2 separate regions of the Homo sapiens genome follow, and region 2 is linked to region 1. Evidence: read pairs that join two places in POLR2A ChIA-PET (ENCODE). Cell type or tissue: PC-3. All regions are shown on one strand.

What was found. ChIA-PET counts read pairs that join two places held together with the same protein. Peaks named below come from ENCODE experiments on the same cell type or tissue, not always from the same donor. Only the 100,000 strongest peaks of a DNase experiment are listed, where the experiment ranks them.
Region 2: POLR2A ChIA-PET joins it to region 1 with 10 read pairs; 4 of 35 experiments call an interaction of 5 or more read pairs at or near these places.

What each region holds. Positions count from the first base shown.
Region 1 is chr1:24,283,021-24,285,520 of GRCh38, forward strand. No RefSeq gene overlaps it. Among named protein-coding and RNA genes, the nearest start is that of GRHL3, 35 kb to the right of the region's middle. In PC-3, no CTCF peak of the experiment used is centred here; DNase peaks (open chromatin) are centred at 451 and 1,021; H3K4me3 peaks cover 887 bases; H3K27ac peaks cover 2,466 bases.
Region 2 is chr1:24,514,491-24,516,990 of GRCh38, forward strand. It overlaps RCAN3 (RCAN family member 3), which reads left to right. Exons shown (of 5, transcript NM_013441.4): 2 at 1-77. Among named protein-coding and RNA genes, the nearest start is that of RCAN3, 13 kb to the left of the region's middle. In PC-3, no CTCF peak of the experiment used is centred here; a DNase peak (open chromatin) is centred at 1,261; H3K4me3 peaks cover 1,094 bases; H3K27ac peaks cover 1,759 bases.

The DNA.
Region 1 (2,500 bases):
CTTTGATGTACATGCTTCCAGACCTTCTATTCCATACATATGCAACAGTAGATATAAGTATACTAACCCAAGAGTAGAAGGGGATGCTGGAGTCTGCCTGTGCCTGGTTCAAGTTCTGACTCTGCTGTGTATTCACTGTGTGACCTGGGGCGAGTTAATTCACCTCACTGTGCCCTGTTTTTAAAAATCGCTTCATTTGTTTCTGGAGTTATTTTTCAAATATCTCCAGGTTCCTCAACATTCTCAACCCTGAATGGATACTGGAGAGTCTGCTGGAGTCTGTACCTGAAACTGGGCCAGGGATGCCTTAGCCGTTTGGACCAGACATTCCTCCCATGCTGCTGCCCTGGAGGTCCCTGGACCACAGGCGAGGTTGAGGTTCCCCAGCTTTGCAGCAAGTAAACATTGATTCACCTGGGCACCCGGGGTAATTGTACAAATTGCCCATGCAGATGGGTGCCTCATGCCTGGTTACCCAATGCTTACTCAGGTAGGTGTGGTTACCCAGAGACAGGTGGGTGCCCACGCCTCACCTACTACTTGGAGGCCCCAGTCATAGTCATCATATCAGGGAGTATGGGGGATGCCATTTGGGGCCTCCTCAAAAAAGATGCCACCTGCTCTAGCCCAGGAAGTCAAGCTATGGTTGCTCACCTTGGGACAGTAGGGACAGCTTGCTGGGCTTGTAAATAAATGTGGAGCAAATCACAGTGAATGACCCGCACCTCACTTAGGCCTTCACCAGGCATTGCCAAATGCTGCCTTCTCTTTACTCGCCCAGGAGCCCAGGCACATTGGTGTCTTCATTATTTCCGAGTGGACCTTATTCAATAACCCAGGGAAAATCAACAATGTGATTAATTAAAATCTTAAGACACACTCTGTTTTGTTATCTGTGGACTCTACTGAGCTACTTCCTCCAGGAAGAAGGAATTGGCCCACTTGTTGGGTTTATTTATTTACTTATCTACATGCATCTGGACAGTTTTGCGTTGTGATTCATTCTGGGAAAGCTATATCAGATGGGACCACATCCAAGGAGGAACCGGGTTGGGAAAGGATGCTGGAATCCCGGAATTGCCTTCCCAGTCACCTCAGAATCAGGATTATGCTCTTTTTTAATGCTTTCTCCTTCACAATGAGTTTCCCCCCCAGAAACCTCATTAACCCTGAAACTTTTTGAACATTTTCCACAGGTAAGGGAGGCTGGTCTTCTGGACTCGGCTGAGTCCTGGGTGACTCAGGCTGAGTCCTCAGGAAAACCCCAGGGGCTCAGGATGCAACCTGCTGAGTCCCAGGCCGGTGGCCGAACCTCCTCAAGCCTCGTCTTCTCATCAGCAAAATTAAAAGTTCCCTCTTAGGGTGTTGCAGGTTTCAATAGAATCACACCGCGGATCAGGCTCGCTTCGGGGCCATTGCACATGCTGTTCCCTTTTTCTGAGACACAATTCCTCTCTTCCCATCACCACTCCAGCCTCTCAACTTGGTTGACACCAACCATCCTTCCAGCCGTAGTTTAAATATCATTTCTGGCTGGGTGCCCTGGCTCATGCTTGTAATCCCGGCACTTTGGGAGGCCAAGGTGGGCAGATTGCTTGAGTCCAGGAGTTCAAGGCCAGCCTGGGCAACACAGACCCTGTCTCTACAGAAGTAAACAAAATTAGCCCAGTGTGGTGGTGTGTGCCTGTGGTCCCAGCTACTCAGGAGGCTGAGGTGGGAGGATTGCTTGAGACCGGGAGGTTAAGGCTACTGTGAGCTGTAACCATGCCATTGTACTCCAGCCTGGGTGACAGAGCACGACCCTGTCTCAAAATTAAATAAATAAATAAATATTATTTCTTCAGAGAGTACCTCAGCCCAGCTCAGGTGCCCAGTTCAAAGCACCCACCTCAGCCCAGTTCAAAGCACACACAGTCCCTTGAATTTTCCTTCTCAGCCTCATCACATCTGTAATTTAAGTAACTCTTTGTTTAACATCTGCCTCCTTGGCCCAGCCCAGGAGCCCCATGGGGGAGGGCTGGGTCTCTGTTGCTCACCCCTCCATCCCGCTCCTCATGCAGGTCTGGCACTTAGTGGGCACTTGGGAAACACGAGTGACCCTTTCAGAACCCAGGAGATGGCCTGTGGATCTGGAACCTCCAGCACCCACGTGAGGCCCTTTGACTTGGCCTCTTGCCAATAAGGTTTGGGCCAAGGCCATGGAGACAGTGGCAGAAGCCTTGGCGTTCAAGCTGTACCCCCCTAGAAATTGGGGTTCAGTCAGTTCCCCAATTCTGTGGTTAGATTAAGGGTGGGCAGGCCCAGACAAGCCTGTTCTGGAGCAGAGGCCACTGGGGCAGGCAAACCCTGAGCCTCACCCACGCTGCTCTGTCTCCGGAGCACACGCAGGCTGCTACATGCCTAAGGAGATGTGGCAGCTGCTCCCCAAACGCAGCTACACCCCGACCTCCATCTTGAGAGAGAGGAGAGCCTGTGGTGTACAGCGTGGCCCCAGCAGGCA
Region 2 (2,500 bases), 230 kb after region 1:
TGGATTTAAGTGATCTGCCTACCTCACTTTTTGCTTGCAGCGTCCATGAAGCAGTGTTTGAGGCACGAGAGCAGAAGGTAGGCATCTATCCTCCCTTTCCCTACATTTGTAGCATGTTAAATGTGTATGGATTTGGGGAAACAGAGCTTGACTGGTCCCTGACAAATTAAGTATAGAAAGTGTATGTCCACTTTTAGGCCGGGCGCATTGGCTCACACCTGTAATCCCAGCACTTTGGGAGGCTGAGGTGGGCAGATCACCTGAGGTCAGGAGTTCAAGACGAGCTTGGGCAACATATAGAAACCCTGTCTCTACTAAAAATGCAAAAACTAGCCGGGTGTGGTGGTGCGCGCCTGTAATCCCAGCTACTCGCAGGGCTGAGGCAGGAGAATCACTTGAACTTGGGAGGCAGAGGTTGCAAAGAGCTGAGAACATGCCACTGCACTTAAGCCTGGGGGACAGAGTGAGACTCTGTCTCAAAAAAAAAAAAAAGAAAGTGTATGTCCACTTTTAGATGTTGCCGCAGAATTTTTATTGTATTTTTAGAAGAGTTTCAGTCTGCAGCAGTTAGGAAATGTTTCAAAACCAGTTCTTCTCCATAGACACTTTAAGAAGCACTGGCATTTAGTGAACTCTGAGTCAAGTCTTATTCAATCCATTCACTTATTTATTCACTTATTCATTTTCGGAGACTACAATTAAAGAAAACCTGGGGATCTTTAGCCGGGCTTCCTATTACTTGGGAGTGCATTCACAAAAGAAGGAATTCAGCTTTTTCCTGGGGCTGATTTACATAAAACCTATTAGGACTATTTATGATTTTGTCGTAACAAAATTGTTCACGTTTCTTGTATTAGTTTCTATAACTGGGGAAAATGATTGAGCTTATTATTTTAAAGATTCCTTTAGTTCATTTATTATTTACCTAGAAAGAGAGGTGTGTGTGTGTGTGTGTGTGTGTGTGTGTGTGTGTGCTTTGTTTTGTTTTTCCCCGTCATGACCTCACAAAAGGCTATAGGTCTTAGTCCCACAAAAGTAAAATAGCTCTGCCACTGGGATGTGTCTTCCTTGTTCTGAGCTTTTTCTCAAAACCCTATCACTGGCCCTTTAGTTTTCAGCCGATGTACCCAAAATATTTCCCTTCCGATGACTTTCTTGGAGCAGAACTTCAATACCGTTTAACTCAGGACATACTTGAGTGCCTACGGTGTGCCAGGCGCTGGTGCCAGTTGCTTCAGGGGATAGAGTGTGAGTCATGCAGCTTCTGCCTCATGGTGTCCAGCCCTGCAGCAGAATCAAGGCCAGGCAGCAGGGATGACAAGCAATTATGTTATCAAATGGAATCTTAGTGCCTTTAGAAACACTTGAAAGTGGCCGGGCGTGGTGGCTCATGCTTGTAGTCCCAGTACTTTGGGAGGCCAAGGCAGGCAGATCACGAGGTCAGGAGTTCCAGACCAGCCTGACCAACATGGTGAAACCCCGTTTCTACTAAAAATACAAAAATTAGCTGGGCGTGGTGGCAGGTGCCTGTAATCCCAGCTACTCAGGAGGCTGAGACAGGAGAATCGCTTGAACCTGGGAGGCAGAGGTTGCAGTGAGCGGAGATTGCGCCAGCGTACTCCAGCCTGGGCAACAGAGCGAGACTCAGTCTCAAGAAAAAAAAAAGAAAGAAAGAAACACTTGAAAGAACAGGGCCAGGCGCAGTGGCTCTCGCCTGTAATCCCAGCATTTTGGGAGGCTGTGGCGGGCAGATCACTTGAGCCCAGGGTTTCATGACCAGCCTGGGCAATATAGCGAGACCCCATCTCCATAAAATAAAATAATAATAATAATTTAAATAGTGCGTTGAGGTAAGAAAGGAGGAAGGATCACAGCCAGTTGGAATAAAAGATCTCACAGGGAGGTGGCATTGGAGAAGGGCTGTGAGAGCTGGGTAGGATTTTAGCAGGGAAGGGAAAGGGAATTTTGGCCACGGGGAACAGAATGAGAAAAGAGCTGAATCGGGAGAGTGTGGGCCATTTCGGGAGTAGCAAGCCATTCTGTGTGCTTAGCACATAGCTGATATTTGGCCAGAGTCAGGAGAAATCGGACTAGAAGAGTGAGTATGCGGCCACCCAGCAAAATCTCATGAACATCTAGCTCAGGAGCTTGTCCTTTTGTGGGAAACGGTCGGAGGGTTTCTGAGCACAGAGCGGCCATCAGAGCTCCACGTCAGGAAGCTCAGCCCACAGCACGTGGATGGCAGAGTGATGGGAGAAGAGGGCAGAGCAGGGAGCCAGGGAGCTCTCGGATTGCACCCGCCTGGAGATGACCCACCCCAAGCGGAGCAGGGAAGGGGGCTGCACTCGCCAACTTTGTGTCTTTCAGGGTTGTTTCATTTACAAATGCTATTTGCTTTCCCAAGTTCAGTCATAATTTAGACATTTTGAAATCATCCTTTTGAGTTTCATGCTAAGAGCTCTAAGTTTTTATGTTATAAATAAGTTAACCTTGTTGTTTA